Regions from separate parts of the Homo sapiens genome. Here regions 2 and 3 are each linked to region 1. The links are chromatin loops, found by intact Hi-C in ENCODE. Cell type or tissue: OCI-LY7. All regions are shown on one strand.

What was found. Peaks named below come from ENCODE experiments on the same cell type or tissue, not always from the same donor. Only the 100,000 strongest peaks of a DNase experiment are listed, where the experiment ranks them.
Region 2: a loop joins it to region 1, with 13 times the contacts of the local background. A loop is called at or near these places in 33 of 110 quality-filtered maps.
Region 3: it touches region 1 in a loop (5-fold over the local background); 2 of 110 quality-filtered maps call a loop at or near these places.

The regions. Positions count from the first base shown.
Region 1 is chr12:99,655,125-99,663,124 of GRCh38, forward strand. It overlaps ANKS1B (ankyrin repeat and sterile alpha motif domain containing 1B), which reads right to left. Exons shown (of 27, transcript NM_001352186.2): 9 at 1-86. Among named protein-coding and RNA genes, the nearest start is that of GARIN6, 11 kb to the left of the region's middle. In OCI-LY7, CTCF peaks have their summits at 4,048 and 4,252; a DNase peak (open chromatin) is centred at 4,037; H3K27ac peaks cover 2,222 bases.
Region 2 is chr12:99,038,903-99,046,902 of GRCh38, forward strand. All of the region lies in intron 17 of ANKS1B (ankyrin repeat and sterile alpha motif domain containing 1B), which reads right to left. Among named protein-coding and RNA genes, the nearest start is that of APAF1, 400 kb to the left of the region's middle. In OCI-LY7, CTCF peaks have their summits at 4,614 (motif pointing right) and 4,820; a DNase peak (open chromatin) is centred at 4,639.
Region 3 is chr12:99,249,281-99,257,280 of GRCh38, forward strand. The region is part of intron 12 of ANKS1B (ankyrin repeat and sterile alpha motif domain containing 1B); the gene reads right to left. Among named protein-coding and RNA genes, the nearest start is that of GARIN6, 390 kb to the right of the region's middle. In OCI-LY7, a CTCF peak has its summit at 3,985 (motif pointing right); a DNase peak (open chromatin) is centred at 4,021.

The DNA.
Region 1 (8,000 bases):
CAAAGTCCTGATGGCCCACACGTATTTTCATCATCATCCTCTTCTTCCACTTCTCCTGGTGACAAATTGATTGTAGATGAGGTTCTCTGAAATTAAATTTATATCATACCAATATATTATATCAATGATATTTAGATATCTTAACATCAATTAAATTCTATAAATGACAGTGGTATATCTCGGCAAACAAGTCAGCTCACTTTTAGCCACAGTTACATGGCTGTGCCCTGTGCCTGAGATAAAAATATGTATAGTCCAACTTAAGTTAAAAGTGAAAAAAACTAGGTGTGAAAGACTTATAAAATAATATATGAAGTTCATAATGAAGAATAGAACATGATAATGGCCTAATAAAATATTTGAATAGCAACAAATGAGAAAAATCTTATGGTTTATCAAGAATTTAGGTTTAGGCATAAAATTAAGGAAAAATGCAGTTAGGGCACTAACAGGAAAATATTTTATTGAAATGGGAACTCCTGATAAACCAGTTTGTTCAGAATGCCACTGAAATAAAACTTTATAAACTTTCATATCATACATATAACAGGAGTAACAGTTTTAAAATTCATAATGAGACTTCCATATTTAGCACATATATTTTCCTTCGTTATCTCCCAAATCTCACTAAAATGATGGTAGAACATTTATAAAAATGTTTACACCATAAAAATAAGGATGACAGGAGAGATGAACAGACAATATTAAGAAAACTTCTGGATAATGTTGAGTAACTTTTGGATAACAGATGGGTATTACCTGACTTAGCAAACATGAGAACACTGAAAGCAAAGAACCTTCATGTGGAAAGAATTGGAGGGACTGGCTACCTGTGAAGGTGTAAGTGTAGGTGGGGCAGAAACAGACTGAAACTCAGTATCAGAAAGAATTATACCCCTAGACCCATCTCCTTTTCACCCAGCCAGGAAACTAAATCTTTACCACTGGCAAGAAATTAGAGGTTTAATTTTTGAAGAAGTTGAAGCAAAAGGATTATGAATTCTAAGACTACAGATATACTGAGTCTCCAAAAACAAGAGAATTAATATCTATATAGTAATGAAGATTCATAACCTACCCCGTGCCTTACCATATTTGCATTAGACAACATGGCAGCACGGTTTATATTCCCAGATAAACAACTAGAATACTCCTCCCTGTAGAAACAGACCTCCTAAGAAAAAAGGTCTATAAATAAGCAGGAAAATGGTGGGATCTATGTATCAATCTCTACTGTGAAGCCAACCTCTCAACAAGTTCCACTCACAAGAATCATATATTTGAGAAAAACCTCTTAACAGACACCAAAATAAATATAGAGAAAAAAGTTATAAATAGTATCCTCAGAGAGAAGATATTTATAGCCATGAAACAAGAACAGAAAGTTACAAAATACATAAAATCCAATACAAGAGTAAGAAAAATCTGAGAAAATTTCCCAAAAGATGAACAGAATTTAAAAGTGGAGAAAACTAGGGGTCAAACCAAGACCTCTAACATCTGAACAAAAGGAGCTCCAAAAATTAAGAGTAGAGATGGGAGGGTCAAAGAAATAAAGCATGAAAATTTGCAGAAACTGAGGAAAAACTTCACTCTAAGAGCCTGCTGAATACTTAGCAGACTCAATTTAAAAAAAAAGATGTATATGCATAAATAAAAAGAAATACACTAAATTGTCTAAAGGTCCTCTGAATGTAGCGTTCAGCACAACATTGATAGATCATGATTACTAAAGCAAGTAAATATATTCTACATATTGGATTGTAAATAGCATCCTCCCCCCAAAATTGTTCCTTTTAAAAATAGAATATAAGATTTTATTTTTCCTCCTATTTAAAAGAATTTGTTTTCTGCATTCACATTTTAACTTCCCCTTGATCACTTGTCAGTAACTAAGAAGCAATGAAATTAAGTTGTCCCCCAATCAGTTGCTGTCTATAAAATACAATAATAATAACAACTGTTAGACTGAGAACTTACTATGTGACTTGGAGTATCACTGGCCTATTGTCTGTTAACTATTTTAATTCACACAACAGCCATTTGAGGCAAATATTTTTCCTCTCACTTTATAAATGAGGAAACTAAGGGACAGAGAGGCCAAGTAAAACCCAAGGTCACGAAGCTGGCAAGTGGCAGAAAAAGGATTCTAACCCAGACTAGGGGGCTGCAAAACCTACTCTCCCCTCACCACTACATTCTGTGACCACTCCTTTGGTACAATAACCTGTGGAAGACAATATACTGAAAAACCACACTGATGTAAATAATTGCAGTTTAAATAAAAGAGGTATATTTGGTGAATACGTTTCTGTTACACGAGTAAAGTCCTGAGAGCATTTTGCCTTCTGTGACAGGGAGTGAAAATTTCTGCAATTTGATACATAGCAGCCCATGCTTTCATAAATACACACTTCTCAAATCAATAATAGAAGGTGATTATCACAGGGATTTTTGACCCTACAGATCCTTTGAGTAAAATAAAAAATCTTGGGAAATTTAAAATCTTAATCTGAAAGAGTATATATATATATATGATAAAGTTGTTCACAGGAATAAATAAAATGATCAAAAAGGTATCTCCTTTACCAGCTCATGATCAGCTAACAGTTTGACCATCAACATTGATGCGGCACATACTATAAACCACCTCATAGTTGGCCAAGAATTATCAACATTTTAGATTAATCCATTCTTTTCTATTTTGTTAATGGTGCTACAATGATTTAATCCAATCACACAGGGAACTTCCTCTATCTCTTTCTCCTCCCTCAAAAAAAAAAAAAAAAAAAAAAAAAGCTTATCTCTCTTCCCTGCTCATAAAGCTCCAATTACTTCCCATTTCACAGCAAATGATATCCAAATTCCTTAATCTGGCTTCAGAGTTCTATAGTCAAATGATTTTTTAGCCCTTTTACTTTTTCACTATACTCACCTCAGATTATAACCAGGTGGAATTGTTTACCCTTGCCTAATCATGCTCTATGCTTTTATTCTTTCTTTCACCTTACTTGTCTGCACAGCGTATTGTAGTGGTTAAGGGCTTGGGCTCTAAAATTAGACAGTCCTGAATTCAAGTTCCAAATACCCGCCTCACTAGCCGTATGATTTTCAGCAGATAAGACCATTGTCAGCCTCTCTTGCCTTATCTATGCAATGGAAAACAATACAGTGGAACCTCTCTCAGGGCTTTTTCCTGATGACTAAATGAGGTAATAAATATAAAGTGCCTGACACATACAGCTTCAATAAGTATTAACTATCATGTTTATTATTTTCTTATAATCCCACTGATTCAAAATAGAGTTCAGATTTCATCCCTTACCTAAAATTTTCCAGATTTCCCACAAGCATGCATGATATCATGTTCTTCTGCTTGTCTCTCTTTGTGCAAATGTTTGCATTTGGTATTTCACATTCACCTTGAGTTGATAGATGCTATAGTGGCAAAGAGCATTGGCTTTTAACTCAAACAGATATATGTTTAAATCCTAGCTCTACCACTTCCAAGCTTTGTGATTTTGAGCAAATCACATAATCTTATTAATCCTTAGTTTCCCTATCTGAAAAAATAGTGTAATCATTTCCACTTGCAGGGCTGTATGAAGATCAAATTAATTGCTTGACAGAGACTGGCACATAAAAAATCAATAAGTACTGCTATTTTATTTTTTACCATAAAAGAGTTGTGTACACACACACAGTGTGCTTGTGCAAATATACTACACAGACACAAGTGTGGCTTATTTACCCTTGTGAAGTAAGTTATTTGAAAGAAAACATTGCCTTATTCACATTGTATCTCCTACAATGTGTTGTGCATAATGAAACAATAAATATTTATTGAATGAATCACTGAATAAATGAGCTTCAAATTATTATTTTCATTTGACTACCTAGAAAATTTTACTAATATTAAGGGGTGTGTATAATTGTATCACAAATATCAAGATTGCCATTTTAGCTTTATTTTATATTAACTATTACAAGTAGCTTTGCAGAAATGAAGAAACTTATCAGTGGTTTAGCACTGCCCCCTAAAGACAGCATATAAATTGGCTGTGTAAAACCATAATTTTTAACTTCATTTCTTTACAGTTAAAGATTTGAAGGAAAATATTTTATCAAGCTACATATAATCTTCAATTATATATGGGAAGAAGCCAGCGGAACACACTTAACCTCAGATGGTTTCATTTATTCCAAATGCTGTTCAAACTTTTTACTGGAGAACAAACTCTGTTCCTGAAGTTCCAGAAAGATGTGAAAATTCTACTATAAAAAAAAATAGACCTAAATCTATACAGTTTGAACCCATTAGCTTTCTTGGTTATTACACGGTAATAAAGAAAGACTGGACCAATTCTATGTTGTTGCAAATTGAAAAACAGTCACAATAATATACTGTAGGGAGACAAACTTGAGCTCAATCAAAGAAAAACACTTTTGAGAATAATTATATTAGTCTAACATTGAAGAAATGGGATTTCCCTGTGAGGCAGTGTGTGTTCGTGTGTGTTTGTGTGTCTGTGTGTGTGCATGTGTGTATGTGTAAATTATATGACAACTATATATAACGGTGCTTCATAATTTATAAAATGCTTTCAGATAGAGAATAGCCCAATAAAATAGAGTAAGAATTATCCCTATTTTACAAGTGAAAAAAACTGATGCTCAAAATGTTACTCGATTTGCAAGATCATACTACAAATCAGTCCAGATTATAATCCAAGCCCTCTAAATCTAGGTCCTATTGTCTTTCTACCACACCATGGAAGCCACCTCCTTAATTACTAGAACTCTTCAAGGGGACAACAAATGTTCAAGATTGTCAATGCAAAGGGACCAGGCCAAAAGGCAGAATCCAGGAAAGAGGCAATATCAGAGATGGCAATCAAAGCAAAAGGCAACAATCTGGAATGAGTTAGCAATCTAGACTACTTTATAGCATTGCCACACGCCTTTTTGCCTTTGTTTAGTTCTAAAGTAAAATTGCTTTATAGATTTTTCAATGAAATTTAAAGTAATACATGCTTATTGTAAAACAAATCATTCATAATGAAAAATTATACATGAAAGAGTGAAGCTTTCCTAGCCTCGGTCCCACATTCAGTGGGTGTACTTCCAGACTTTGTAATACTTACTCTACTTGCCTGATGACTTTCTCACGATAAATTCATAAATGAGAAATTGTATACACCAAAGAGTATGCCTACCTTTATCTTTCTTTTTCTTTTTCTTTTTTTTTTTTTTTTTTGAGGTGGAGTCTCACTCTGTTGTCCAGGCTGCAGTGCAGTGGCACAATCTCTGCTCACTGCAGCCTCCACCTCCCAGGTTCAAGTGATTCTCCTGCCTCAGCCTCCCAAGTAGCTGGGATTAGAGGTGCCCACCATCACACCTAATTTTTTGTATTTTTTTAGTAGAGATGGGGTTTCACCATGTTGGCCAAGCTGGTCTTGAACTCCTGACTTCAGGTGATCCACCTGCCTTGGCCTCCCAATGTGCTGAGATTACAAGCATGGGCCACCGTGCCTGGCCTAAACTTTCTAAGTATTGCCAATGTTGTCTTTAACCTGTTCACAGTGATCAGAGAAATGTTTTTTCATATGAGAATGTGATCATGTTTTCCTCTTCCTTAAAACCTTCAATAGCTTTTCATGTTCTTCTGATAAAGTTCAAAATTCTTAATATGATCCAAAAGGCTATGCATGATCTGCCCCTACCTCCCTCTGTATCCCACCACTAATCTGGCAGGCCAGGTCTCACTAACAGCTGAACAGGAAGGCCTCCATGACAACTGTTTCAGCACTGACTGAGTGGTTAAATTAAATATTTAAAGCTGATAGAGCCAGTGCCCTTATACGAAGGCTGGAATGTAACGAAAGCCCACCAAGAGTTTTGCCTAGGCCTTTCCAGGGCCTTGAAGCATGATGAAATAACAAAGGAATTCTTAACAGAACCCGTTTAGTATTAAACAGGTTTTACTGGGGGTCTGAAGGAACTCCCCAGACCTCCACAAACAAGTTTTATTGAGGTCTAAAGGAACTCCCAAATCTTCATGATTTAGCAGGAGACAAGATAAGCGTAATCACCCCTGGCACCTGGATCCATCTAGATTGAGTAAATTTACTGAAGCTCCAGAGGAAGGTCTTCAGGACTCAGACCTTAGGTATAGATGAGAAGAAGTTAATCACTTATGTCTTTAGATGAATGCACACTTACATGTAGACATACAGCTTAGAAGGTATATAAGCTCTGGAAAACTTTGTAATTTTGAGTTGGTCTGGCAATATTTTCCCTGGCCTTCTCCCTGTACCCGTTTACAGAAGTAAATTCTCTTCTTTCCCAGTTGGTCTGCATCTTGTTATTGGACCATGAGAATAAGCAACCCGACCCTTGGTTTGGTCCAGGAACACTAACACTATTCCTCTCCTTTGCCCATAATGTTTAAACACACTGAGCTTCCCTCTTTCCCTCAAGTATACCAAACTTCCTCTTGCCTCGTACCTTACCTTAGCACATGTGGTTTTCTCTGGCAAAGACTATTAGTCATCTCCCAATATACAGTCCCCCCTCCTCCTTTTGTCTTTAGTAACACCTTCTTTTATTCTTGTATGGTACTAATACTCCAACTTTTAGCTGGGCACATGTATTCTTTGAATAAATACCACATTGTCCAGTGTCTGTTGCAGCTAGGTGTGACCACATGGCTAAGTCATAACCATGGGATATAAGAAGTGCTCTTGAAGTGAATAGGTGTGCCCTTCTTCCTCCCCTTCCTCTTCCTGCTGATTGAATGCTAATGAAATAGCTGGAGCTGGAGCATTTGTCCTGGGCCATGAAGTATCCTTGGAACTAGAGGACCTGCACAATGGAACAACAAAATAGAAGAATCCTGGGTTCCTCATAGAGGTGATCCCTACCAGCCTTGGACTGCCTAGCTCTAAGCTTTAGAAGTGGGAGTAAAACAAACTCTTTCTCTTTAAGCCATTATTATTATTTTAGATGTTTTTGTTATTTGCTATTGTGTCAAACCCTAACAAATAAATTCCTTTGCTTGTCTTCATCAGGATTAATCTTATTGGTGCTTTAGGTATAAATATAATTCACTTCCTTTGGAAGGCCTTCTTGATGCTCTCATCAAGATTAATTTCCTTTCTTATATGCCTTCACAGTATCCTGCTTTTCTAATAGCAATTATCACAATGATAATTTTATAGTTACTGTGTGACTTTGGTTCAGTATCTCCTATCCTTAGTCCATAAAAGCTGCATGATTGCAGAGATGCCTGTTGGGTTAGCTACCAAAGCCTGATACTTGGCTAGTACATTGAATAACAGTTTATCACATATGTGTTGAAAATGAATGAAGAGTAAATGAATGAATGAATGCCAGCTTGCCCTCATAGATGTTTTATTAGTGTGAACATTTTCACTAGTTCTAAGAGGAACCAATGTAACTATAACCCAGATTTTAATGTCCTTTGTTCTCTAACTCCATTTGCTCCCACTGTCTTCCTTCCATATTCAAAATAATGTAGAAAACAGCATCTATTTGATTTCATGAAAGAATACATTTATGACAACCATTGGTGCACAATTTACATTTTACCACAAACTCTATAGCGGAGGTGAATGGGCTTTAAATTGCACAGCTTAACTCCTCCCCCTCCCCTATCAATATTTTTCTCCTTATAGTAATAATTGGGTAGAAGGGTGCTTTTCATCTCCCCTTCCACCAAGAAGAATAGAATTCTTGGTGTCTATTTTTGCCTGCAGACTGTTTTCATTAGCTCTTTAAATTCTTCTCCTCTTTATTATGCAAGCAATTTCACACTAGGATACATCTTATCTGCAAATTTGCATAGCCAATCTCATTACACAAGAGATCTTACATGAGAACTATTATTTTGTCAATTTAAAAGGCAACAACTATGTAATAGCATGATATATCATATTTTCCTTTTTACAATCTTTTAAAACCGGGGATCTAAGGGCTTA
Region 2 (8,000 bases), 620 kb before region 1:
TGCTCTATGTTTCCTTATAGTATGTGCCACTAGCTGATATCATATTACAGACTTATCTGTTACCTGCTTATTGTCTTTGTCCAGCTCTAGAATGTAAGTTCCATAAGAGCAGGAGCTCTGTTGGTTTTGTTTCCAATGCATTTCTAGAGACTAGAACAGTGCTTGGCATATAGTAGGTGTTCAGTAAATATTTTCATTCAATATAAATACTACATATACTTCTTCATATGTCGTCTTCCCAGTTGGACACTTTCTAGGCATACTGGGCCCTCACAAAGATATATAGAGTGTGGACTACCTTTCAACTGAAGCATTTTACCGGACATGCCAACTGATGGCAGCACCCAGGGATGGCAATGAGATGGTGTGTGCATCACCCAAGTGGCCCTCCACAGTCAAGTAGGTCGCTGAAGTCTGTCTCTGATGACTTTGCCTCCCACGTCTTCCTCTGTGTCTTTCTTTCCCATTCCTCCCCTGGCAGCAATTCATTCAGTGGGTATTTTTAAGCACCTGCTTTGTAAAGGGCATTGTGTGAACATACAGCTGAGCCCTCCGAAGTCAGGTCTTCAAGGAGTTTGGTGTCTGGTGGAGAGGCGCGATGAACCCACACAAATACAAGGGCTGGTAAAAGGTGAAGTGTCTTGCCCCAGTGGAATAAGGAACTAGAAACTGAAATTGGCTCATCTGACTCTGAGTCCAGCCTCTCATCCACTCTGCTGCCTTGCAGCCCACCCAAGCCTGCCTTCCCTCTGGCGCTCCTCTGCAGTTTGTTTGTTTGTTTGTTTGTTTATTTATTTATTATTATACTTTAAGTTTTAGGGTATATGTGCACAATGCGCAGGTTAGTTACATATGTATACATGTGCCATGCTGGTGCGCTGCACCCACTAACTCGTCCTCTGCAGTTTTAATCTTTGTTCTAAATCCTCCTTTTCCCCTTCTCTATATTCAAAGCACCAAATCCTGCCCTTCTAGGTGAAGTTATACATCAGCTGATGATCAGATCAGACTAGTTCACAGTAAGTGAGAATGACTCATAGATTTAGTTCTCTCAGGTGGCGTTTGTATTGTAGTTTGTCTCTGCTGCAGCCAGTCACAAGGAGATACATGTGTGGGAGTATCTGTTTCTCTATTTTTGGGGGGACTGCGGGAAAAAGGATGCCACCTGGGGTCTGCTTATTTACTGTAAGTCTTTCTACCTTACCCTGCCTCTTGGGCTTCCATAATGAAGTAGGTCTGGCCATGGGTCTTTCTCCTTCCTTAGTACAATTTCTAAAGGGAAGGCAATATTCCATTTTTGGCATTTGGGAGGTGGTGAAACAGGCACCCTCTCTGTTCTCTCTCACTCTTTCTCTCTCTCTATGTGCGTGTGCGTGTGTGTGTGTGTGTGTGTGTATAGTGGTACTACAGGGTCATTTATACCAGCACGCCTCATAAGTTGCACCCCTGTTCGTCTTGTGCACCATGTGCCCTCCAGTGGCTGCCACGAAGAAGAAATGGAACTTCCTAAGTCAGCCATCCTGACAGACACTGTTGGAAACTTTCTCTGCAAGGCTGAGAACATGAGGGAAAGACTGCGGATGTTCATTCTGTTGTTAAACGTATCTCTGTTGCAAGACCAGCCTAGTGTACCGCCTTTCATGACACAATACATCTGTGAATATAAAATAACAGGAACTGGTGGCTTTTCTCATCAAAATCCAACCAGTTCTCTTCAGACACTTCTTAACCTGTAAAATGGGAATGGCAACAGTGTGCATCTCATAGGGTTCAGGTGAGGGGAAATATATCAGGATATATGATGTATATATGACATATATGTCAGACTTAGAACACTCTCACACAAAAGTGTCTTTAGGTCAATCAACAGGTATTTATTTGCCACCTCCGGTGTGCTAGAAACTGTTCTAGGAGCTGGGGATACAGGAGTCAACAAAATAATCTATGCCCTGATGGGGCTGATTGTGGTTAATAATCATGATAGCAAAGGCATAGCCAGGATCCAAATCCCCGCAGTCTAGCTCCGAGTCCCCAGTCTCCTCCATGACTCCATAGCACCTCTTGTTCACTGAGCAAGAGAATGCGAATAATACACTTGAGATGACGTTGTGAGTTGAGAGCCTGGACCTCAGGGATAAAGACCTGTACTTGGCAGCCATCTACTTTGAGTCTGCTAGCTGAAACCTGTCCAAGAACATAACACTGGGGAAAGGAGGTTTGAGAAAAAATTCTTGAGCAAGATTGACAATTAACGAAGGGGAAGATAAAGGAAGAGTTACTAAAACAAATTCCCATTATTGTTACTACTATTATTCCCTGTGCTCATCTAGAGGAGTCAAGTAACCTAAGGAATCAAATTCAATGAAAAAATATTGGTTGCACACCCACTCTGAGCGAAGAGTGGATGTGCAACAAATATTTGAGCAAGGCACGAAAATGATTTTTCATTAGACAGATACTTTGCAATTTAATTTTCTAAAATAGCTGAGTTTGATGGTCAATGAGTTCAATAAACAATTTTCCAGCTTTTTATATATCTAGCAATTCCATGATCACACAGTGTGTTTATCATCTATCATTCTCCAATTACTGAATATTGGTTGGGGTTCCTGTCCCCCAGTTTTCCATACATTTAGGCCTCCTTGCATGGTACCCTATCCAGGTCATTTTTTTCCCCCCGGTGAGCCCCCATTGATCATCTTAGATTTTCTGAGATGGTTTTGATTTCACATATTTTGAGTGGGGGCTTACAAACAATAATAAGATCATCCATAATTCTAAAATCTCTCTTCTTTTCTCTAATTAAAACCTTTGTGGGCCAGGCACATTGACTCATGCCTGTAATCCCAGCACTTTGGGATGCCTACATAGGAGGATCACTTGAGCCCAGGAGTTCACAACAAGCCTAGGTAACATAAGGAAACACCGTCTCTACAAATAATAAAAATAAATTAGTCAGGTGTGGTGGTGTGCGCCTAGTCCCAGCTACTTGGGAGGCTGAGAAGGGAGCACTGCCTGAGCCTGGAAGGTTGAGGATGCAGTGAAACTTGATTGCACCACTGCACTCTAGCCTGGGTGACAAGTGAGACCCTGTCTCGAAACAACAACAACAAAACAAAACAAAACAAAATAAAACAAAAAAACCCATAAAACACCAAAATAAAACAACCCCCCCAAAATCTCTGGGGTGCACTGATTGCAGTAATGGTCCCATTTCTTCACCCTTCCCTACTCTCAAGCTATTTACCGTGTGATTTTGCAGTTGCTCCTATTGAGAGGTGAACTATATCCTCCCCTCCCAAGCTGATTTTGAGTTTTCCATATAGCTTCCTTTGGCCAAGTGTTGGCAGATGTGATGTAAGTAGAGGTGTAAAAAAGCGCTTGCTCATTTTTGTTTGTTTGTTTCTTTCTTTGTTATGAAGACATGTCTGCGATAGCATACTAGAGAGTGGGGCACAGGGAGTCCCAGCTGTTTCAGCTGAGACCACCCCAGGTCAGTCAACTCTCATATGCCAGAAGACTAGAGCCAACTGCCAGATGTGAGGGAGCCAGATGAGATCAGAAGAAATTTGCAGCCAAGCCCAGCCTAAATCGCTGACCCACAAACTGTAAGCTCAGCTAAACAAATGTCTATCGCTTTAAGCCACTTCATTTTCAGACAGCTTGTTCCATAGCATTGTTGAGGCAATGGATAACTGATAATGCTTCCCATAAATCTTAGGAACTTGGAAGCTGCCCCTCCATTTGCCCTCCTTTAAGCAAAAAATTGAATGCTATTTGCAAAGCATTGTATAAAATGCTTTATTAGATTATCTTATTGAATCCTGACAACAATATCTAGCAGACAGATATAATGCTATTATCCAAATTTCAGAGGCAAGGAAATTGAAGCTTAGAGAAGTTTAAGTGACTTGACCAAAGTGCTTTTAGAAAAGCAGAGATTCTACAACCAGTCTTCTAAATCTTGGAAGACTGCTTTTAGCCACGGCTGCCTGCCATTTACTCTTTGGATTCTCCATTCTACCTGTTCTGCTGCCTACTTCTACCACCTAATTAGGAGAAGACCTTGTGTTCCCATTTGGGATATAGATACCCACTTTCATACTGGGTTTACCCCTAATATTTCTCTCCATACCACTCATGTAGATGGTTGTCTTCCGCATTAATCTGGAAATTTTTTGAGGGTAAAGACTAAAATACTTATATTTTTATCCCCACAACTCTATGCAGTATTTTTTTAAAAAAGATCATAGTCATGTTTTAAGGTAGCTATTCCATAAAACATATAAAAAGGTAAAAAATACTCTCCTAGAGAATATATGCATATTTAAAAGGACACTGTTATTCAAATTAATCTAATTTGTGGAATACACAGTAGAGGGTTTTCCCCATTTTGTTAAATAGTTTTAGTTATATGTTATTTGAATGTAGTGTTTGCCTGAATATCTACAAAAATAAAACTCTCTTGACTCATTTATAGATTAATTCCAGAAGCAGGGATTAATACAAAACTGGCAGTGAATAATTTCTGTTTTGCAGTTAGTTTCTGCATTTAAGAAATTGCTTTAGGGTTCAGTAACTTGCCCTGGACTTCAGGTATGCTGCCACCAGATGGCAGCAGGGTGCCAGGCATAAGGCTTGTAAGCAAAGAATTTGTGTGCTTTCTGAGGCTCAAGGTAATAGCTCTTTCCTTAAGTTCAAAAAGATTTTCAGACCACTGATTTCCAATTTAGCATAATACATTTCTTTACAAAAATAGGTAAACTAAAACTCTAAGCCACCCTAAGACATCTTTAGAACAGATATAAATCCCAAGCTATAAAATCACCTAACTCATTATTACTTCTCTTCTCTAGCATCTAATTATTTCTGTAATGGCTTATACACCATGATGGCTTATACGAATCTTATACACCTACCTCAGTGATAGTGTTAACCATTATAATTTACTTTGAATCTTTATGATCAATCTCTGCCATGGCACCGTGTATGTTAGTTTTCAAAATTCTCAATAGTTTTTCTCCAGGTAAAAAAAATCTATCTGGCTTTCCTTTCATCTGTCTTAAGAGAGCAGAGGTTTATCTTTTCAGTATTATCTGAGATCTTCTCTTAAGACCAAAAGTATTTCTCCACTACAGTGGCATGAACAGTGTTTATTTGCATTTCGTGTATGTATTTGTGAATATGGAGTACTTTTGCTTTTGTATTTTCTATACTATATAATAATCTACTAGAATATTTCCCCTCTCAAAGCTCTTGGAAGCACAGAGGCAGTTTACCATACTTTAACAGAAATATAGCTGGATTAAAATTTTTTTTTTTTAGCAACAGGCTCTGCCCTAAATATCTCAAGAAAATACTTTAAAGAACAAAAATCTTCATGCCAAATTAGCAAGATACAGGAAAAAAGGTAAGTGGGCAAAATACAGGGAAAAAAAGCTAATTCACCCTGACAGTTGTTACACAAAGCTGAGAGAGTCTTTCCCTCTCACATTTACAAAGTCCAGGAGCGGAAAGACTTTCAGCAGGAGTAAGCCATGAGGGTTTGGACAAGGCTGGTAGGGGAAAATGTTATCTCCTGGGCATACTGGGAAGCTGAGAGTCCAGGGCAGGTGAATGGGGTTGGAGATGGGAATGAGGGAGGACAGCATCTGAGCAGTAAATCCTGGAACTAGAGTTAGCATATCAAGCAGGGCTATCTATGCACCCAAGGTAAGTTCTGGCTGGGAGAAGCAGATGGCAACTAAGCTGTGAAAATAGGCTCCAAGGGACCAGCTCCCAGCGTAACTCTGGGGGAGGGATCTGGGGAAGTACAAAAAACATAGAGAGGCAAAAGACAAATAAAATAGGAGGAGAAGAGAAAGGGATGGATCATAGAAAGCTCTTATTTGATTTTGAGTCTCACAGGAAACCCATGAAGCCAGCAGGGCAGGTATTTTTTATCCTCTATTTACAAATGAGAAACTGAGTCCCAGAGGGGGTAAGTGACTTTTTTTAAGGTCAACATACCGAGGGGCGGATATAAGATTCAAAGTCAAGTGACCTGATTCCAAGCTAAAGATGAAAGAAGAGAGGGCACATTTGAAACCCTGACACACACACTGTATGTCCTACTCTTTGCTTTATAAACAGTAAGTAAAATTTTCAAATAATGGAAGCTTAGTCTTTTAAGGGTCAAACGGAAGCAGCTTTAGCCACTGTTGAAAAGCATTTCTGAAATGTATTATATTTGCCCTTGCCTCCTTTGAAAACTGACTGTAATCTACTCTCTTCTTGATACATGGGTTATAATTACAAAAATTTACTATATTTATGAACTTCTAATTCAGTAGATACCCTCAGGTTCTATGGAGGCACATGTGTTTTTTAAAAAATTAATTTTTTTTGCTGCCCCACCTAATACATTCATGGCTAGAAATAGCTGTGTAGCAGAACTGGCTGAGTCAGCTCCTTCTTCCCTCACAGCCAGCTCTTCCTTCTTAAGTGTGTCTGCTGCTGGTCCCTATCTACTGCTTCTGATCAGGTCATTCCGCTTATTAAAATCCTTTAGTGACTCCCTCTAACCACTGGTTGCAGTAGTTTGCAAAACAGGCTGCACATGAAAATCACTTGAGGAGCTTTTAAGACCTCCTGATACCCAGGTGCCAACACGAAAGATTTCAATTCAATTGTTTTAGATATGGGGCCCTCACCTACAGGGATTAACATAAGTAGCATGAACTCTTGCTTCTGGCCAAGATGGAATAACGGGGGCTAGATTTATCTTTCCAATGGACACAACTAAAAGTCCAGATGAATATATTAAACAATGGTTTTCAAGGCAACGGGCATGAGGCATTGAAGGACAGTGATCCCTGAGAGATGGAAAACAAACAAAATGAGTTGCATTTGCCTGCAATTGCCCCTGAGAGAATTTCTAGGCCATGCAGCAGAAAGGAAGAATTCAGAAGGAGTCTGCAAGACTCCTTAAATAGAAAAGATGAAGCAGAGAATCCAGGTAGACTAGCGTGGCTAGAGTTTGCCAGGCAGAGTATTAGAGAGCAGGGAGTTCTGATCAGTACATGCATGTGAGGAAATGGTATAAAATCAAATGAAAAACCAGCTGAAAAGATGAGTAGGAATAGTCTTTAAAGTTCAAACTGGACTGGTAAAACTGAGATTTGAAAACTATTCAAATTGGGAAGCCCTGAAATTCAAAGAGCATTGGTCAAGTACTCAGAAGGGTATTGCCCTCGTGGTGGGGAAGTATTGTCAATAGACTAAACAATACTCTGCCTTGCCTAACCTTAAAAGCAAGACCTGAAAGATCAAAGACTATTCAAAGAATTTTCCTGTATCCCAGAGCAATACCCAAAAATATCTGTAGGAATAAAAAAAAAATCCAGCATCCAACAAGGTAAAATTCATAATGTCTGGCGTGTAATAAAAATTACCAGACATGCAAAAAAACAGCAAGGAGAAAAATCAATAAAACCCAAACCTAAACTGACACAGGTGTTACAATTAGAAGACAAAGATATTAAACCAGTAACTGTAACTGTATTCCATATGTTCCACAAGTTGGAGGAAACAGCATGTTTAATAGAGACAGAAAATATAAGAAAGACCCAAGTCTGGCCGGGTGCGGTGGCTCATGCCTGTAATCCCAGCACTTTGGGAGGCCGAGGCAGGCGGATCACAAGGTCAGGAGATGGAGACCATCCTGGCTAACACGCTGAAACCCCGTCTCTACTAAAAATACAAAAAATTAGCTGAGTAAGGTGGTGGGCACCTGTAGTCCCAGCTACTTGGAAGGCTGAGGCAGAAGAATGGTGTGAACCCAGGAGGTGGAGCTTGCAGTGAGCAGAGATTGCAGAGATTGTGCCACTGCACTCCAGCCTGGGCAACAGAGCGAGACTCTGTCTTAAAAAAAAAGAAAAAAAAAAGAAAAAGAAAGACCCAAGTCTAACTTGTGAAGATGAAAACTATAATGTCCGAGATAAAAAATACACTGCATAGTA
Region 3 (8,000 bases), 410 kb before region 1:
TTCATTATCTAGAAAAATGAGAATTTTAGGGGCGTAATATTATTTAAAGTTTTCTGCAAATATTATTATTAGGTTACCATCCCCTCTGTAGTTTGACTACAATGACTATAATTACCACCCCACAATGCTTTACACTGTCCAAGTCCTCCAATCACAAGCAGTCACTTCTCAAAGTAAAAGATAATTTCATTGTTAGCTTATAAAGCTTAGTTTTTTGAATAGCAGTTCTTAGCATTGTGATGGTAACATTTCTGCCAAGAGTGGTGAAAAGACAAATATTACTTGCTTTTTCCAGTGGCCAAATCCTAAAGATTATTCAAGTCAAAGAAAAGGAGAAGTTGATATGAAGCCTCCTGGAAAGCCTGTGTGGTGGATTGATTGCAGTTATGGCCCCAGTCTGCTCACAGCTCCCTGCAGACACAGCCCTCCCCGTATCTAGTCCTCTCACGCTGACTCCCTCACAGCGTGGCCATGTGCCTTGTACCGCTCAATCAGACTGCAGCAAATGTGATATAAGCAGAGACCTCTGAAAAGCATGTGTGCATTAGACTTGTTCCCTTGTTGCTCTTGGAACCCTGACACCATGTGAACAAGCCAGGCTGGCCTGCTGGATGATGAGGTGACACATTACCCAGCTGTTTCAAAATGTAGGTTTTATTATATTTTTCAGGTATGTTGAAACCAACAGATCAGGAGACAATTGCCATTGAAAGATAGACGCTCTACTCATTGATCCGAGAGGCATGCCACATTATAGGGGCCACACAGGGAACTACCAGGGTCCATCAGGAGGAGGCTGACAAAGTGAGGGGAGATTGTGGGCAAGAGCCTTTACTATGGTTTCCATGAAAAGAAACACACAAAGCAGGTATAAGCAGGTTTAGGAATGGCTAGTTTGAATAGTTTCAGCAGACTCTGGGGCATAAGAACTGTACCTAGTTGTCTGGTCATTAGAGCAGGTGAATGAATAGTGGCCTAGAGAGTGAGAGCCAGATGAAGGAGGTAATTGGGACTATGGGCTCTACGATTGTTAGTTTGCATAAGAAAAGCATGCTCTCTGGTGAGCTGTTTACTATCTCTAGGAATTAGCTAGCCCCAGGAGGGGCCGTCCCTCCACAGCAAGAGCTCAAGAGACCAAAGCATAAAAATAAAAATACACAAATAAAATAGAAAATAAAAAGACATGGTTAATACATCCGCCAGTCCTGTCACCCCAACCAAAAGCCAGCCAACTTCCACCTATGTGAGTGAGGGCATCTAGGACCTACCAAATTCAGGCCATTCTGCCAATACCACCGATGCATCAGCAAGCACAGCTAAGAGGAGCTGAGGTTTTCCCAGGCCAGAAGAAGACACCCACCAGGATCATGAGCAATATTAATGGCCATTAAGTTTGGGAGGGTTTGATATATGAAAATATAAACTATATCCCAAGTTTTAAAGAATTAATATATTCTTCAAAATAAATTCTGGCAATGTTTATATTTCCACATCTGGAAAATGATGATAGTAATAGAACATACCTAAAAGTGCTGTGAAGATTGAATGAAATCATAGAATAATAAATGTGTTAGTCCATTTGGGCTGATATAACAAAATTTCATAAACCAGGTAGCTTACAAACAACAGATATTTATTTCTCACAGGCCTAGAGGCTGAGTAGTCCAAGATCAAGACACCTGCAGATTTGGTGTCAGGAGAGGGTTAATTTTCTGGTTCATAGAGGGCACCATCTTGCCTGGGTCCTCACATGGTGGAGGGAGCAAAGGAGCTCTCTGGAGTCTCTCTTATAAGGTCTCTGTCCTCATGACTTAATCACCTACCAAAAGGCCCACCTCCTATTACCATCACTTTGGGGGCTGGGATTTCAACATATGAATTTTGGTAGAACACAAATATTTGGACCATGGCAAGAAGTAAAACAGTTAGAACAATATATGCTGCATAGAACACTAAGAATATGTTTCTACTATTATAACAATAATTTTTAATCTATAGGGTTTCATTTTTATAAAGAAATACAGTAATAACTGTATTAGACACTCAATAAAGATTATTTTGACATAATAATCATGTGGGATTTACTCCTTTGTTTCTGTTTGTATATTTTAAAAAGTATACTTTGGAAAGAATTTTTTGTGTTTTCTTACCCTTTCTTCAGACAAAACGGAGGAAAATATACAGATTAAACTGTTGTCATAACTTGTCTCATTTAATTTTACACTTCTCTTTTGATAAGTGGATATTTCATGCCAAGGTACAGAACTAAATATGTGTGAATTCCAATCTGATAGTTATTCAAGGCATCATTAGCATTTCAAAGAAATGTCAGAGTAAATGTCCAATAGGAAGCAGTTCAATCTCTTTTTATCCACCTTTGCTATGATTTTTATCACCTATATATCACCTGATTAACAATAAAATCCAAAATTTCATGCTATGGAAAAATTATAGAAAACAAGTTACTTTTTTCTATTATAGAGTATAACTTTTGTCTATTGGGTCATTGCATCTGATTTAGAAAATAAAAATTTTTCCTATTTTTAAGGATACCGGGGCTGATGTTGATATTAGTAGAAACTGTGAATTTATTTCACAAATATGTATAAAACGTTTCCTGTATATCAGGTGGCAAAGTTTCAGCAGTGTCAAAGGCAATGTCCTGCCTTCATGGTGCCTACATTCCAGCAGAAAAGATGACTACAGGCAAATCAAGAAATGCTATAATTTCTGATGATGGTATGTGCTGTGAAAAAAATAAAGCAAAGTAATGAGATAGAAACGAAAGGAAGATGCTATAAGGCAATTAGGAAATGTCTTTCTCAGGAGCTGACATTGAGCAGACATAGAAATGACTGTGAAAGTGTAAATCATTCAATGTTTTGGGGGAGGATTATTTCAAGGCATAGGAAAGAAGATATGAAAAGTCCCTAAGGCTGGTAAGAACAGTAAGAAGGCCAGTGTGGCTATAATAGAGTGGTAGGGGATTAGTAGAATGGCTGACGATTGAATCAGAGATGCAGGTAGGAATAGGGTTGGGGTGATATGACTTATACTTTTAGAAGATAATTGGTATTTCTGAACATGACAACAGCATAGTGTTCTTTTTAAATTATTCACCTCAATTCTCATAAAAACAAGACACGGGGATAGTAAAAGAATAAAATGAGCACATGATAGCAAAATAAAGGAAAAACACTACAGGTGATATCTCCAGTAAAGCTAAGTATTAAGAAGTCCCCATGGCCCCGAAACACAGAGGGGTGTAGCCAAATCACATGACAGCAGTAGGATCCGGAACTGAATCAGCAGTGATGCAGCTATAGTGGTGAAGAGAAAGGGAAATTCAATGGCACCTACAAGCCATGGAACCCAGAAATTGCCATCAGATACTGATTTCCCAAAGGAGAGGGTCTTGTGCTAAGCAGGAGTGTGCAGTAAAATTTGAGAACAACTAGCAGAACTTGTACACATCTTGTAACAAGACCACAGGAAGTAGCTTACTCCCTTGAGAATATCAGAAATCTCCAATAAATGCATACTTGTAGTAGGCTACAGATCCACTCTGAAGAAAAACTTCTGGGAGAAGAATACAAATTGCACAGGGTGAAAACACCAAAGATGTGAGGGAGAAAAACATTTCATATAATGGGGCAGTAGGGGCCAGGTGCAGTGGCTCACACCTGTAACCCCAACAGTTTGGGAGGCCAAGGCGAGAGGATCACTTAAGCCCAGGAGTTTGAGACCAGCCTGGGCAACATAGCAAGACCTCATCTGTACAAAAAGTGTTTAAAAGAAATTTAAGCATGATAATGAGTGCCTGTGAGTTCCAGCTACTCAGGAGACTGAGATGGGAGGATTGCTTGAGCCCAGGAGTTCAAGTCTGCGGTGAGCTTTGATCATGCCACTGCACTTAGTCTGGGCAACAGAGTGAGACCTTCTCTAGAAAAAAAAAAAAGGCAGTGGGGGTGGCATCAGGCAGATGTCCAGTAGAGGGAGACTTTGAATGTAATAGAATAGCAAAGCACAGTGTTCAGATGTGAGAGCACCACTTTGGAAGGCAGGCGCATGGAACTCAAGAACACTGAGGTAGTAGCAGGAAGCCTTCCTGAATCAAGCAGAGAAAAACCTGTATTTCTTAATACTTCATCGTAACTGCAAAGGAGAAGGCCCTTGAGATGTGAAGGGCTCATGGCTACTGTGGCTCATCCCTGCTCCCATACAGGAATCTCTTCCTAATCCATGACATCCCTTCTCATTAAACGTGGGAAACAAAAAAGGATTTAGATAGAGGGCAATTTTAGGAATAAAATAAATAATGACAGTAATGGATTATAACCCACTGAATAAAACAGAAAGACACGAGCCCATAAATAAACAAATGATTTAAAAGTTTGACTAGGAATGGGAATCCTAAATAATTTCAAATTGCCTCCCCACAAAATACTTATTAATTAGAAAGAGGAAAAAGAGACACGCTACAGTGAAGAAATCTGGGAGGCCCTATCTTAATCAAATGATCAAAGTGAACAATATCAGTAATGGAACAAATCAAAATCATATCCAGTGTGGTAAAGATGCAATGAGAAAAATGCAGAATCACTTTTGGATTTTCCTGCCAAAGATGTACAACCTAAATCTAATTATATAGGAATATCAGAAATATCAGAGAAATCCAATTTGTGGGCCATTCTACAAAATAATTGGCCTGTAATCTTCAGAAGTGTCAAGGTCATGAAAGTCAAAGAAAGTCAAATGAACCCTTCCAGGCTGAAGAAAACTAAGGAGACATTACAACTAAATGCAACGTGTGATCCTGAACTAGATCCTTTGATCATAAACAATATTATTGGGTAAACCAGCACATCTTGAAGGAGGTCTGAGGAATAGATGCTAGTGATGTATTAACTTTCTGATTTGGTTGCACGGTGGTTCTGTGGTTGTGTAAGAATGTACTTGCCTGTAGAACATATACACTAAATTAGTAGTTATCAAAGTGTAGTCCAGGGATGCTTGGGGTCTCCAAGATTATTTCAGAAGTTTCATGAAGTCAAAACAATTTTCAGACTAACACTAAGACATTATTTGCCCATTTCACTTTCATTATCTCATGAGTGTACAGTAGAGTTGTTCAGAGGCTACATGATGTGTCTTTTCACAGTGGAAATATGTGATGCCTCTTTCTATCTCAGCTGTAGGAACTGGCACGCTATTACTTCTTGACAGAAGAAAGTCATATGTCTAAACCTAAAGTAAATGGAGTGAGGATGTAAATGGCCACCTATGCTACTGCACTGCAATGTACCATGGCAGAAGAGAGAGTAAAGAACTGAGAACAGTAATCTCATCTTAAAAATAATGTTTGCTCTAAGTTTTGGGTAGATGCCCTTTATTAAGTTAAATGTCTTATCTTCTAAGGTTGCTGAGAATTTTAATTGTGACTAGATATTGAGTTTATAAAGAATGTTTTTCTGCATCTGTTCAGTTATGTAATTTTTCTCCTTTACTCTGTTAGTGTGAATGACATTTGTACATTCTCTAATGTTAAACATTAGATATTAATGGGATACCAACAGGATAAACTCAGTGTGGTCATAATGAACTTTCTTTTTGGCATCCTGCTAGATTTGGTTTGTTAGTACTTTGGGATCTTTCCATCTATGTTCATGAAAGAAATAGGCCTTTGGTTTTACCTTTTTTATTCTGTCTAGTTTTTACATGATTACTCACCTCACAGAAATAGTTGGGGAAAATTTCCATTTCCCTAGAAGAGTTTATATAAGATTGGAACGATATGTTTCTTGAAAGCCTTTATATTTACTTTACCTTTAAAATCATCTAGACTCAACATATTCTTTGTGGAAAGATTTCAAATTATTCATTAAATTTATTTAGTATAGAACTATCTGGAGTCTCTATACCTTTTTGAAGTTTTTTAAAGTTTTAATTATCTAGAATTTGTCTAATTTTTCTCAGTATTAAAATTCACTGGTACAAAATTATTCATTCTTCTTTCTTAACTTTGAATGGTTTTTTGTATCTGTAGATTTACCCCCTTTTCTTTCCTAATAGGTTTATTTGTGCCTTTTTATCTTGATCATTTTGACTGGAAAGTGCATCCATTTTTTTAGTGTCACCAATGATTCCATTTCTGGCTTTGTGAATTAATATTACATATTTGTTTTCTATTTCATTCATTTCTGTCCTTTACTATTTTCTTTCTATGCCTTTTCTGGATTTATTCTATTATTTCTTATAAAATTTCTTAAGCTGGCATTTACCTCATTAGTCTTCAGCGTTTCTTCTTTTCTAATATATGCATTTAAAATTTCTAAGTTCCACTTTATGCTGCATTCATCACATTTGATATTTAGCATTTATATTTTTGTTTAACTTTAAAGGTTTTTAAGTTAGTATTATGGCATCTCCTTTAACTCATTTCTCATGACTTATTTAGAAACGTGTATTTAAATTCATAAATATATGGGGATATATATGGGAATCTTAATTTAACTTAATTGAATTATTTTTAGAAAATATAGTGTGTATGAATATGAGTCTTTGACATGTTGAAACTTGCTTATAGTCAAGATCACTTTTTGTGACTGTTTCATGAGAATTACATGTATTCTCCAATTGTTGAATACAAAGCTCTTTGCATTATGTCAGATTAAATTTATTAATGGAACTCTTAAACTCTTCCATTGAGTGAGGTGTGTTGAAACCTAATTTTAGCAGACTTATGTTTTTTCCTATGAAATATATGTATATTATATCTGGCCAACATGGTGAAACCCTGTCTATACTAAAAATACAAAAATCAACTGGCTGTGGTGGTGCGTGCCTATAATCCTAGCTACTCGAGAGGTTGAAGCAGGAGAATCGCTTGAACCAGGGAGTTGGAGGTTGCAGTGTGCCGAGTTCGTGTCACTGCACTCCAGCCTGGGTGACGGAGTGAAACTCCATCTCAAAAAAAAAAAAGAAAAAAAAAAGAAAAAAGTCTAAAGTTAAATAATACCTTATCCACTTCCTTCCTAAACAATTTAAAAACTTTAGAGCATTTTACATTCAATTACTTCTTCTATAATAAATATTGTTGTCAGTGTTTTAATTATTTTGTTAGCTTTACAAATCAGGTGTTATTATTTTATTCAGACCATTTTTAAATTTCAATTGGTTTACATGTTTGCCATTTTATTTACTCACAATTCGTTCCTCAGAATGGCCTGAGATCATTTTCCTTCTTAAAGTTATTCTTTAGAATTTCCTTTTATACAGGTCTCTGGTGGTCAATGCTCTAGTTTTCAACTGTGAATATCTTTCTATTTTACTCTCATTTATTTAAAATTCATAATTTTAGGTTGATAGTTATTTTCTCTCACAGTTTGAAGAAATTATTCCACTTTTTTGTGGCTTTCATCTTTCCTTGTTAATTCTGCTATAATGATACCTGTCTTTCTTGTGGGTGATCCATCCTTTCTCTCCACCTGGTTTGAAAATCTCTGTATTTTTCAATTTCACAATAATGTGTCTCACTATGGATTTCTGTTTATTTATCCTGCTTGGAATACAGTGTGCTTTCTGGACCTGTGAATCCATATTTTTATCAGTTTGGAAAAAAATCAGCCATTATCCATCAAAAAATGTCCTCTCCTACATTTTTTAAAAAAATTATTTCATCCCGGCCGGGTGCAGTGGCTCATGCCGTAATCCCAGCACTTTGGGAGGCTGAGACGGGTGGATCACGAGGTCAGGAGATCGAGACCATCCTGGCTAACACTGTGAAACCCGGTCTCTACTAAAAATACAAAAAATTAGCCTGGCATTGTGGCGGGCGCCTGTAGTCCCAGCTACTCCGGAGGCTGAGGCAGGAGAATGGCGTGAACCCGGGAGGCGGAGCTTGCAGTGAGCCGAGATGGTGCCACTGCACTCCAGCCGGGGCAACACAGCGAGACTCCGTCTCAAAAAAAAAAAAATTATTTCATCCCGAGTCTCTGATT